2 separate regions of the Homo sapiens genome follow, and region 1 is linked to region 2. A link is a contact called in ENCODE Hi-C or POLR2A ChIA-PET data. All regions are on one chromosome and are shown on one strand. The core of a region is the stretch at or near the end of the contact, and the rest is flanking DNA. Distances in the headings are between cores, read along the strand shown. Region 1 holds the start of YIPF3 (Yip1 domain family member 3). Region 2 overlaps PTK7 (protein tyrosine kinase 7 (inactive)).

The links. A loop is a pair of places that touch in the nucleus more often than their neighbours do. ChIA-PET counts read pairs that join two places held with the same protein, here RNA polymerase II (POLR2A). Pooled maps may share reads with other maps.
Region 1: a loop to region 2 is called in a pooled map, with 2.4 times the contacts of the local background. The contact joins the promoter of YIPF3 here to the enhancer-like site in region 2. A Hi-C loop is called at or near these places in 1 of 168 maps with a recorded cell type or tissue (OCI-LY7), 3 of 37 single-sample maps with no recorded cell type and 8 of 50 pooled maps. POLR2A ChIA-PET finds 5 or more read pairs at or near these places in 3 of 52 experiments (HEK293, OCI-LY7 and WTC11).

The regions. Positions count from the first base shown.
Region 1 is chr6:43,511,695-43,518,256 of GRCh38, reverse strand. YIPF3 (Yip1 domain family member 3) reads left to right here and starts at 1,331. Exons shown (of 9, transcript NM_015388.4): 1 at 1,331-1,530; 2 at 2,162-2,368; 3 at 2,556-2,662; 4 at 4,624-4,669; 5 at 4,806-4,898; 6 at 5,057-5,188; 7 at 5,383-5,496; 8 at 5,694-5,817; 9 at 5,942-6,425. The coding sequence starts at 1,450. The coding sequence ends at 6,090. It overlaps POLR1C (RNA polymerase I and III subunit C), which reads right to left and starts at 1,168. Exons shown (of 9, transcript NM_203290.4): 1 at 1,079-1,168; 2 at 880-951. The coding sequence starts at 1,147. RefSeq lists an enhancer at 1,042-1,591.
Region 2 is chr6:43,084,666-43,091,000 of GRCh38, reverse strand. All of the region lies in intron 1 of PTK7 (protein tyrosine kinase 7 (inactive)), which reads right to left. Among named protein-coding and RNA genes, the nearest start is that of PTK7, 12 kb to the right of the region's middle. RefSeq lists enhancers at 1-185, 186-780, 781-1,374. Within about 2 kb of position 4,825, at least 2 of the 41 ENCODE cell types and tissues checked have a DNase peak (open chromatin) inside an H3K27ac peak, as active enhancers do.

The DNA of each region.
Region 1 (6,562 bases), core at 82-2,581, 430 kb before region 2:
TCTTCAACCTCAGCTTCCCTTACAACAGATCTGCCTGCTCCATATGATCCTCCTCAAACTCATTCCCTCCCAGCCACCAAGGTTGCAAATCTCATCATGTCTGCTTAAGAACTATTCAATCTCCCTATCATCAACAGTGCCCAAGACACACTTCAACCTTGCCTACCACTCATGCCAGAACTACTTGGACATGCCCGGAGCACACTTCACACAAGCCATAATTTTTTTTCAAGCATTAACCTTTTTCATTGTTCATACTTTATTCCTTGTATCAACAGGTTAAAAAAGTAAAATTTTCCCAAGCACTGATTTACAGATCATGTTTATAAGCTGCACGCAAAGGTCAGTTGCCTAAACGGTAACATTCAGTAATCTATTTAAATGCAATTTTAACCCTTATTTTAAGCTAAGTGAAACAATACAAAAGACTAAATACACACAAAACCTGTATATCCTGAACTTCACTGACTTGAAACAAACCCTTCATAATTTAACTCCTGTTCTTTTTTACTTACCATTCAAGGCTCAATTGAGATGTACCCTCCTCTTGAAATGTTAAGTACCTCTCCGCCCCTCTTCCTGGTCTCAGCGTAATGCTCCCCACCCCAACCCTGCCGTCTTCATCGCTATCAACCACCTTCACCATATTACACTAGATTCACTGTTTATACACACCATTCCTCAACAAGACTGAACATCTTTGCAGAACTGGGTAGAAACCGTGTCTAATTTGGCCTGTAAACGGAGCGTCTAGCACATTGCTCAACAAACTTACAAACGGAGCGACCCCCAAGAGCAGCTTCTGAGACAGACACAGGCTGCTCAGACCACAAGGTCTGGCCTTCATAACCCTCCCCAGACAACTCCGGCCCCACTTACCTTCTCGAAGCGGTCCTGGTCCCAGGCATCATCATAACCGGAATAGTTACCGGGAAAGTCAGTAGTATGGACCTAGAGCAAAGGGACGAATTTGTCCACGAAGGGACAGTGAGCCCACAGCTATCCCCACGCCAATCCCAAGACCCATCCCTGTTCCGCTCTCATTCCTCCCGCCCGAGCTCAAGGCCACAAGGCTTACATTGCGAACCCCAAACTCCCCCAGAACCACGCGGCTCCGCATTTCCTCCACCGCCTGAGAAGCCGCCATCTTCAATCTCTCCACGAGACTAGAGGTTCTATCTCGCGCGTGCGTCCTAGTAGCCCTGCTCCGTCTCCGTGGCAACGCACCGCCTCCTGGAATCTTAAATATCGCGAGATTTTTCCCCGCCCCCGTCCACGTCCCCAGCTTCCGGAAGTTGCTTTTGTCCAAACATCCGGGCTTCTCCTTTTTGTGTTCCGGCCGATCCCACCTCTCCTCGACCCTGGACGTCTACCTTCCGGAGGCCCACATCTTGCCCACTCCGCGCGCGGGGCTAGCGCGGGTTTCAGCGACGGGAGCCCTCAAGGGACATGGCAACTACAGCGGCGCCGGCGGGCGGCGCCCGAAATGGAGCTGGCCCGGAATGGGGAGGGTTCGAAGAAAACATCCAGGTAATGGCCCCAAGGCACCAGCTGCCAGCAGCCGGAGGGCCGGCGATGTCCAGAAGTGTCTTGGGGATTCCCCCTCTGGGCCTGGAAGTCCGCTCCATTTACAAAACTCTCTTCTTTGGGTCTTCGTGCACACTAAAGTCAGTGGGATTAACATTGACCTGAAAGGGCCAGACTACTACTCCAGCCTGAGGATCTCGGGTTTCAGGGCCCGCCCGAGGCATTAGGAAGAAGGTATTCTTGGAACAAGTTAGGAGGTTGGTCGGGGTAAGGCATGGAGTGGGGTTGGGTGGGATTCACTGGCATTCGCTGAAAACATACTATGTGTATAGTTTTGTTTGGGGCTTAGGAAAGAAGGAAATGGGCACTTTTTCAGCCTTTTAGTCTTTGATAGGTAACATAGGAGAAAGACATGAATGGAAGACTAGTAGGTTTCCCAGGCTAGAAAAGATAGCCAAAGCTAGAAACCAGGCGTTCTGAGAGCATATGAGGGGGAATGGAGTGGCATGATCTGTAGTGATTCCAAGCCGTATCCTCAGCAGTGGAAGAACAAAGCCCTAAACCCTGGGATGAGCAGAGGACTTAATGGATGGAACAGAAAAGTCCTGCACTCTAGGAGCCATTGTCTTCACAGGGCGGAGGCTCAGCTGTGATTGACATGGAGAACATGGATGATACCTCAGGCTCTAGCTTCGAGGATATGGGTGAGCTGCATCAGCGCCTGCGCGAGGAAGAAGTAGACGCTGATGCAGCTGATGCAGCTGCTGCTGAAGAGGAGGATGGAGAGTTCCTGGGCATGAAGGGCTTTAAGGGACAGCTGAGCCGGCAGGTGGCAGATCAGGTAAGCAAGATTGAATCCTCTGCAGGTAGAAAAGTAGACCTAGGTATGTCCCGTGTTCTGGAATTGGTGTTGGTGATGTTCGCCCCAGGTTGTCCAGTTAGAACCATGTAGAAATCAAACGGAAAATAGGCAACAGGATCTAGAACCAACAGTACCACAATACCTATGCCCATCTTCCTTACTTCAGATGTGGCAGGCTGGGAAAAGACAAGCCTCCAGGGCCTTCAGCTTGTACGCCAACATCGACATCCTCAGACCCTACTTTGATGTGGAGCCTGCTCAGGTGCGAAGCAGGTGAGGAGCCTTCTCTTGAAGAAGCTTCCCTCCTAACACCTAGACCTTCATGCACACTACAGTCAGATTTCAAGCCCTGGGCTCTGATGGGCTCCCCGTCTTCATGACCCCATCACCTCTCATCACTGCACCTGTCACTGAAACAAGTAATAATAGCACACCATCTTCCTCTTCTTTTCCATCTAACTGACTACTCATCTTCCCTCAAAACCTACCTCAGATGTCACTTCCTCTGTTCCACATTCCTCAATCCCATCCCCAGTTTGTTCTCTCCTGGTGTTCCTATAGAACTCTGTGCTTGCCAGCCGGGCATGGTGGCTCACGCCTGGAATCCCAGCACTTTGGGAGGCCGAGGCGGGCGGATCACAAGGTCAGGAGATCGAGACCATCCTGGCTAACACGGTGAAACCCTGTCTCTACTAAAAATGCAAAAAAAATTAGACAGGCGGGTGCCCGTAGTCCCAGCTACTCGGGAGGCTGAGGCAGGAGAATGGCATGAACCTGGGAGGCGGAGGCGGAGCTTGCAGTGAGCCGAGATCGTGCCACTGCACTTCAGCCTGAGCAACAAAGTGAGACTCCATCTCAAAAAAAAAAAAAAAAGAACTCTGCGCTTGCCTCTAATAGACAGCACTTCACCACTGCTATCCTTTCTTATTCCTGGAATCTTCCTTCCAGAGACCAACAGCATCTCAAAAGCAGGCTCTGTCTTGTTTATCTTTTTATTCCCAGCACCAGAACAGTCTCAGAATCAAAATATCAGGGCATAGTTTTTGAGTGACTTTTCAAGAACTAGATTTAATCCTGGCTTGGTTTTTTTGTTCATCCTTTAATCAATGCTAATCAAATACCCAGGACCACTCAGCAGGTATTTATTAAGCATTTGCTCTGTGCCAGACGCTAAACTAATCGTATCTGGTTCAGTGGTGAAGATAGATGGGAGCCTTGCTCTTGAGTGCAGTTACAGTACAGTACTCATTCTATGATGGGGCACACAGGAGGGATATGTGAGCCAAAGCAGGTTGGTGGGTGGGACAGGACAAGTTTCCCAGAGGAAGTAAAACCTAGCTAAAATCCCAGGTATGATTAGGAGCTAGCCACTTGAGAGAAGAGGGAAGTGACTAAATTTTCATACCACTTCACATATATTTTTCAAGAAAATACTCGAAAGTGCCTGGAGGCACAGATAAGCAGGAAGAGGAGGCGTTTTTACTATTCCCTCAGTAACACCTTTCATTCTAAACTTTCCATCTAGCCGGCTAGACTTTTCCCAGGGCTTCCTCATTATAACCCTGAATTCTGGGTACTCTCTGCTGAGGTCTGCCTGTCTTGTCATGTCTTTGTTTTGTTTTGTTTTGAGATGGAGTCGCACTCTGTCACCCAGGCTGGAGTGCAGTGGCGCGATCTCGGTTCACTGCAACCTCCGCTTCCCGGGTTCAGGCAATTCTCCTGCCTCAGCCTCCTGAGTAGCTGGGACTACAGGCGCCCGCCACCATGCCCAGCTAATTTTTTGTATTTTTCGTAGAGACAGGGTTTCACCATATTGGCCAGGCTGGCCTCAAACTCCTGACCTTGTGATCTGCCTGCCTCGGCCTCCCAAAGTGCTGGGATTACAGGCGTGAGCCACCGCGCCCAGCCTGCCTGTCTTTTCAAGGGGAGGGGGCAGACGGATACATGGTCGGGCCCTCCTTCAAGGCCCAGTAGGGCTGAGTTCTCCATATAGCTGCTGTTTCAGTCAGCTAAGTTTCAGAGGGTTGTCCTTCCTGGAAGTAACTTTAGGGGCAAGGAAATGATTTCCTCATTCCCTATCTGTCTTTACTACCCTGTTCTACCGTGTCATCCAACATGTCTTCTAGGCCAGGCCCCATTCCCTGGAGTTAGAGATGAATAAAATTCAGGCCTTGCCCTCCAGAACCTCATGGCCTTGTGCTGCCTTTGCTTTAATCTCTCCTCTCCTCTCCCAGGCTCCTGGAGTCCATGATCCCTATCAAGATGGTCAACTTCCCCCAGGTGAATAGAGGGTGGCATGTCTGGAGAGCCGGGGGAAGCACCAGGGCAGAGGGTGGGACCACCAGGCAAATCCTGGGAAGCCATAAACAGATGAGCTGTTGTACCCTCCAGCCTGAATGAATTGGTATATTGACAGAAAATTGCAGGTGAACTCTATGGACCTCTCATGCTGGTCTTCACTCTGGTTGCTATCCTACTCCATGGGATGAAGACGTCTGACACTATTATCGTAAGCAGGACAGACAACTTTGGGGGGGTGGCTGCACTAGGTTGAAAGCTGCCTGAGGATACAATGGTGGAGTGAGACAGGAACAGCCCCTGCGGAAGGCCCTAGGTGAGGCTGAGATCAGAGGCCTCCTAGGACTAAATAGAGCCTTCACCCCACAGCGGGAGGGCACCCTGATGGGCACAGCCATTGGCACCTGCTTCGGCTACTGGCTGGGAGTCTCATCCTTCATTTACTTCCTTGCCTACCTGTGCAACGCCCAGATCACCATGCTGCAGATGTTGGCACTGCTGGTAAGGAGCCAGGTGTGGTGGGCAAGAGTGATGTTAAAAAGAGTAGCCAGGCCTTGGTCGGCATCTGTCCTGGGGCCCCAAAGCCTGGAATGGGAGGAGTAGGCCAATGGACCATGTGTTTCCCAGGGTCCCCATGAGGGGCCAGAAAGCAGCCCAACCTGAATGATTTTCCTCTCCACCATCCTCCTTCCCAGGGCTATGGCCTCTTTGGGCATTGCATTGTCCTGTTCATCACCTATAATATCCACCTCCACGCCCTCTTCTACCTCTTCTGGCTGTTGGTGGGTGGACTGTCCACACTGCGCATGGTAAGCTGGGCAAGAGGCTTCCAGGGGTGGGCTGTCCTCCCAGGGAGTTGGGGAAGACAGCCTGGAGCTGTCCATCTCACAAAGAGCCCTAAATGGGAGGGAAGAGCCCAAAGATGGTTCTGCCCTGGGTGGGGGTGTCTTGTCCCCACTCCTCACTTTGGAGCCAGGCCCTTTGAGCTGTATTCTCATGGTCCTAGGTAGCAGTGTTGGTGTCTCGGACCGTGGGCCCCACACAGCGGCTGCTCCTCTGTGGCACCCTGGCTGCCCTACACATGCTCTTCCTGCTCTATCTGCATTTTGCCTACCACAAAGTGGTAGAGGGTAAGTGGCAGGAAGGTCTGGGTGGGGGAGAATGGGAAAGCAGCTGCCTAGAGCAAGAAGCTAGATATGATGGCTGGTGGGCTGGGCCCATCTGATCCTCGCTCACCTTCCATCTTCCTTCCAGGGATCCTGGACACACTGGAGGGCCCCAACATCCCGCCCATCCAGAGGGTCCCCAGAGACATCCCTGCCATGCTCCCTGCTGCTCGGCTTCCCACCACCGTCCTCAACGCCACAGCCAAAGCTGTTGCGGTGACCCTGCAGTCACACTGACCCCACCTGAAATTCTTGGCCAGTCCTCTTTCCCGCAGCTGCAGAGAGGAGGAAGACTATTAAAGGACAGTCCTGATGACATGTTTCGTAGATGGGGTTTGCAGCTGCCACTGAGCTGTAGCTGCGTAAGTACCTCCTTGATGCCTGTCGGCACTTCTGAAAGGCACAAGGCCAAGAACTCCTGGCCAGGACTGCAAGGCTCTGCAGCCAATGCAGAAAATGGGTCAGCTCCTTTGAGAACCCCTCCCCACCTACCCCTTCCTTCCTCTTTATCTCTCCCACATTGTCTTGCTAAATATAGACTTGGTAATTAAAATGTTGATTGAAGTCTGGAACTGCAGCGGCTGATCCAGTGGTCCTCCCTGTCATCCCGCTTCCTATATACTTTCCTACTCAGTCAACAGTGGTAATGTCATATGTTCCCTTCTTCATATCCTCACCCAGGCAAGATAAAGGTGGGACAGGCCAGACT
Region 2 (6,335 bases), core at 3,576-6,075:
TAGGCTGACCCATCAGAGGCAAATAACCCTGACTTGGCTGATCCCTAAAATCAGGGTCTTTCTTCAAGTGCACCTTCACAGGTCCTACTTCCAGAAACAACAACAAAAAAAAAGAAAACAGGTTTCCCTAGCTCCTTCCTTACAAAACTGGCTGGAAGTGAGGGGGGAACCTCTCAGCCAACTTGTTATATATAAAGCACATTTAACGAGCCTTTCAGGTCCTGGGAGTAGAAGAAGGAAGGATTCATTGGAAATCTGATACTTTGGCAACCAAGCGGGAGGGACAAGGCCCTGAGCATCAGAGCCTGAGGATAAACACCATCCCAAACCTTTGTCTGCCAGAAGGAGATACTTCCTGGGGGAGCAGGAGGCAGCAATGCTTTGTATGACAAAGCCCACCTAACAACAACCTCCACTGGAGACCTGGCTAGGGTCTTTGTACAACCCACCTAACCATAAACCCTCTATCTTTTCCCAAACCTGCTGGGGTCCCTCTCTCCACAAATACCTGTGACCATCATAAACGCCCTTAAACAGCCCCAGTTTACTGCTCAGCCTGCCTGCTGCTAAATGAGGGCATTTGTTTCAAATTTGCAAATACCGACAGCAGTGGAAACCTAAGTCCACCCCTAAAATGAAATGTTCTGCATTCCTCCAGGCCTGAAGCACCAGCTTCAAAAGCTGCAAGAGGCCCCGGCTGTTTACTCACTGGTGGGGCTATTGGGAGAAGTATTTTCCTGCTCCCTGAGGAGGCTCCTTTGATCCAGGCAGAGTGGGAAGGGGCAGAGAGCGGTGCCACCTGCACCAAGGCTAGGCTGAGCCCACGCTCTCCTACCCCTTTCTGGGTCACCAGCGGCAGCTGTGCAGTGCCTGGAAAAGGGAGTCTCTTGGAAAGGCCCAAGTAGAGACTCGCCTAAAATTGCTGTCTGGAGACAGAGCAAGCTGGCTTGGTGGCTTCCGCAGGATCTCTCAAGCCATGTTCAAAGGCCCTTCAGGCAAAGGTAAAGAGGGTAAGGAAAGACACAGGAGGCTGTACAACCCCTGAGAGCACCCCAGCCTCTTACATAGGCAGTAACAAAGGACAAGGTCCCCACCCTGTTTTTCCCAGTCCATGGCACAGCTCAGGACACTCCATCAAAACAGGGTGCAGGTGTTTATTAAATAACAGCCTTTTGTTCTAAGAAGTTTTGCTAAAGGGGAGGGGGGATAGGAGAGAGAGAGACCTTCCTACAGGTCTCCAGGGCTGTTCCAGGACCCAGCCTAGCCCCCTCCCCTCAGTACTCCTCCGGTAAGAGGCCTGGATCCCTGGGGTAGAGGAGGAGCTCAGATCGTGGGCAGAAAAGCTGCTGCGTAGCTGGGCATTTTTTTAATTGGTCAGTTTAACAACTGGTTTAATCTGCTAAAGGAACTAAACTGATAGAATGCTTTGTTCTTTGTGCTGGAACTATTAAGAGATCGACAGCATTTCCTTTTTTTCTCCCCCCTGAGGCTGTAAGACAATGTTTTCTTTGTGATTTGTTTTGTTTTTCAGGTGGCTGGAAATTAGGTTTGGATCTCAAATGCCATCCTAGCACTCTCTAAGGATCTGTTGGCCTGACAGAGCCTTCTCCCTCTTCTTCTAGGTGGGAAACAGCCCAGCTTTGTAAACAGATGAGCTACAATGGAATCAGATCACTAGAGTTGTCCCTTTGCATCCTTCATTGACAGAACATAGGTTCCCACACTGGAGTCTGAGAACCTCCAAAGCAGAAGAACAAACTCAGTGGAATCACCAAGAGTGGTCAACGGTTCAGCCAAAGAGAGATACACCTGGCACAAGAAAAGTGGCATCACCCGGAATGTCAAGGTCATGATCCAACCTCACCTGAACACTCCTGAGGGTTAAAAGACTTGACTCCAAAGTCAGAAATTAAAGGGAAATCTACATCATTAGGCCCCTACTATGAGGCAGGGCCTGGAGCACCAAGCGTGGGCACATCTACCTACACAAAAGTAGTATGAGGTGGCTAACTCTATTAACCACTATGGGGATGACTCTATTACCTCCTACGTGGTCTCCACCACAGCACTGCTCAGCATACATCTCCCAGCAGGAAGCAATAGTCTGGAATGCACCTACAAGCCAGGGCCTGCAACTGCCTGTGACCTTCCAGCAGCACCAGGAGGAGGAGGCTAAGGACTCATGGGTTCATGAGAAAAGCTCAAGCCATCGGGATTTAGGCACAGTGTTCTAGCCTTTTAGATTACATATAGTTTCACCATAACTCTTTATTTATTTATTTATTTATTTATTTATTTATTTATTTATTTTGAGATGGCGTCTCACTCTCACCCAGGTTGGAATGCAGTAGCATGATCTCAACTCACTGCAACCTCTGCCTCCCAGGCTCAAGCCATTCTCCTGCCTCAGCCTCCCGAGTAGCTGGGATTACAGGCATGCACCACCACAGCTGGCTTATTTTGTGTTTTTAGTGGAGACTGGGTTTCACCATGTTGGTCAGGCTGGTCTTGAACTCCTGACCTCATGATCCACCCGCCTCGGCCTCCCAAAGTGCTGGGATTACAGGTATGAGCCACGGCAATTGGCCACGTGTGCAGCATATCATAGCACAGTAACACCTGGACATACAAGGACTCTAAGTGAAGGCACAGGAGGGACTGGCACTCTGGTCTCAGCTTTCTACCTTTGTTTTTTGAGACAAGGTCTCTCACTGTTGCCCAGGCTGGAGTGCAGTGGTGCAATCTTGGCTCACTGTAGCCTTGACCTCCCAGGTTCAAGTGATCCTCCCACCTCAGCCTCCCAAGTAGCTGGGATCACAGGCACGTGCCACCGCTGCTGTCTAATTTTTCTTTTATTTTCTATTCCGTAGAGATGGGGTCTCGCTATGTTCCCCAGGCTAGTCTCAAATTCCTGGGCTCAAGCAATCCTCACGCCTTGGCCTCCCAAAGTGCTAGGATTACAGGTGTGAACCACCACACTGGCTTCAGCCCTATTCCTCACCAGCTCTGTAGTGCTAGGCAGATCGTACTTTTGTGCCTCAGTTTCTTTCCCTGTCAAATACTCTCCCTCCTAAATCTTTACAGCACCCTTTGCACCCAGAAAATTATACCCTAATACCCACATCACCAGTTGGTCAAGTCTAAACACATCTGTGCCCACGCACTAGAGACTCCAGAATAAAAAGCAGCCCTTAGATTAAAGTGCTCTCCCTAAACCCAGGGTAAGGAGAGCCTGTAAGGTGTGGCAGAAACAAGGCTGGAGATGCCACACTGAGTGAGCCTCAGCAAGGGCCCTCCAAGGTCTTCTGTTCTGAAGTTGAAGCCTGGAGAAGAGGATGGGACCTGCCCATGGTCACACAGGCAGTTTTAGGCAAATGTGGAAGGAGAGTCCATGTCTTCCAACACTGACCCTAGTGCTCCTCCTGGTGCTTCCTCAGGCTCAAGAGGTATGAACATCACCAGGATACCCAGCGCTGGAGCTCAGCAAGACCCAAGACCTGCCTTTGGGACTGAGGTCCTGCCACTTCTCTTGCAGGAATTCCTCTAAATCAGGAATGCCCACACACTTTACCTGGAGACCCTAGTGTCCCCAGGGAGAGAGGAAACAAGAGAAAGGAAAACTGAAAGCTCCTAAATAAAATGTGAAATAAACTCTGCGGCCCACTCTTCCCAAGGATTCTGCCAGCCTTCCACACCAATTATCACATAAGGCTAGGAGCCTGTATCTGCAAGACAGCAAAATCCTCTCACAGGGAAGGGGCCCAGAAATAGGTCAAGACTTCAGCAGCCACAGATATACAATGTGGGGTGGGTACAGTAATGGGGCTCCACCCTCACCGGCTTCTCCTATTGTATGTTACAGGCAGGATTGCCCCATCCCACCACCATAGGAGGCAGAACAGTAGTGAAGAGGGCTCACTTGAAACATGACTTTAGAACAGAGGCATCAAAATCATCTTGGCCCATCAGCTGGGAAACAAAGAGCCACAGCTGCAAGGCCTTCATGCCAATGGAACAGCCACCTTTGACTGTACAGGTTGTGCACTGCTCAAGATGTCTGACCAAAGAGTCAACACTGAAATACTGCCTGAACCCTGGTGCAGGACTGCATCTACCTGGAGGAAGGGTTTTTTTGTTGTTGTTTTTTTGTTTTTTTGAGATAGGGTCTCGCTCAGGTGCCCAGGCTGGAGTGCAGTGGTGCAATCACATCACAGCTCACCCACTTCAGCTCTGACCTCCCAGGCTCAAGCAATCCTCCTGCCTCAGCCTTTGAGTAGCTGAGACTACAGGCGTGCACCACCACACCCAGCTAGTTTTTTTGTATTTTTTGTAAAGACAGGGTTTCATCTTGTTGCCTAGGCTGGTCTCAAACTCCTGAGCTCAAGTGATCCACTTGCCTCTGCCTCCCAAGTGCTGGGATTACAGGCGTAAGCCACTGCGCCCACGACTGGGAGTACTTATTTGTAATGTGCACAAAGGTACCATACGAGCTAGCTGCTGGGACACCTCAGCAGTCCCAAAGCAGACAAGCGTTCCCCTCATTGCCCCGCCACCACCCCAAGGAGGAGACAAAAAAAAAAAAAAGCCAGAGTGTCTCCTGGAGGGGAGGTTGTACATGATAGTGCCCATGCGGGCCCCCATAACCACCCCCAGGGAGAGCCCACTGCCCTTGGCCACACAGAATCTCAGGAACCTCCCCACAGCACAGACAGAAGTTCCCACAAATTAACAGAGTCGCTGACTGGGGAAACCCCCACAGTCATCCAGTGATTATAAAAACCCCTCCCTTGGGTATCATAAAAGTCTGCCTAGGCTGCCTGAAGCACAGTTCACTACCCACTCCCTGAGAACCTCAGCATGCCAGGAGAGACAGTGGCCCTGAACCAGCACCAACCCACCCCTTGGGAGAATCTGCTATTGAGACAAAGAGAGAGGGAGAATTCCCACCAGGAAAATGTGGCTGTGTGTGGCTCCCACATTTCTGGGCTGCTGTTGGAATACTGAGACCCATTTAGAAAACTTGTGCTTTTGAATGAGGAAGCCATGTTTTTTTTTTTTTTTTTTTTTGAGACAGAGTTTCGCTCTTGTTGCCCAGGCTGGAGTGCAGTGGCGCAATCTCAGCTCACCACAACCTCGGCCTCCCGGGTTCAAGCGATTCTCCTGCCTCAGCCTCCTGAGTAGCTGGGATTACGGGCATGCGCCACCACACCCGGCTAATTTTATATTTTTACTAGAGATGGGGTTTCTGCATTTTGGTCAGGCTGGTCTCGAACTCCCGACCTCAGGTGATCCACATGCCTCAGCCTCCCAAAGTGCTGGGATTACAGGCGTGAGCCACCGCACCCAGCCCAAATGAGAAAACCATTTCTAAGGCTGCTAGTCAAGAGGGACTTTGTTGAGCCTTTGGCAAACCATTCTAGGGTCCGAAGGCTGGAAATAAAGGCTGACACCTCTGGCCAGGCACAGTGGCTTATGCCTGTAATCCCAGCACTTTGGGAGGCTGAGGCAGGTGGATCACGAGGTCAGAAGTTCAAGACCAGCCTGACCAATATGGTGAAACTCCGTCTCTACTGAAAATACAAAAATTAGCCGGGCATGGTGGCGGGCACCTATAATCCCAGCTACTCGGGAGGCTGAGGGAGGAGAATGGCGCGAACCCGGGAGGTGGAGATCGCACTACTGCACTCCAGCCTGGGCGACAGAGAGAAACTCCATCTCAAAAAAGAAAGGCTGACCCCTCAAAAGGAAACGGCTGGCCAGGACAGTCTCTGGGAAGAACCATCAGGGCTAGCCAGAGGGGCTGCTTCCCAGGGGTCACCCATTTCCACAGTTGAAGAGCATTATATCACAACTTCACAGGGGCCAGCAAGGCAGGCAACAGCATCACTTGCATTGTGCTCACGAGGAAACTGAGGCTCAGAAAGGTTAACTAACCAGCTCAGGGTCATGTGGGTATGCAGCAATTGAGCCAGGACCAGAATACAGAAAAACTGGTGTCACAGGTCTATAGATGTCTCTTCTATTACTTCATCACTTGTGGCTGCCATGTGATATTAGAACAGTACCACCCAGGTTTTCAGAATCCTGGTCCGATGACTTTACATCATTCTGAGGCCGTCACTGACTACATCTATTCATCATTCTGAGGCCGTCACTGACTACATCTATTCAGCAATGTAGGGTCTTCTCTCCTCTCTGAAGCCCTCCCACCCCCTATTTGCTCCTACATCTCAGACTTACCATCCCACACATTCTAGAATGTTCTTCTATTCTACTTAGCACTTTACCAAATGGTGTCTTTCATACTTCATCTGATTCACGTTTCTCCATCTTGT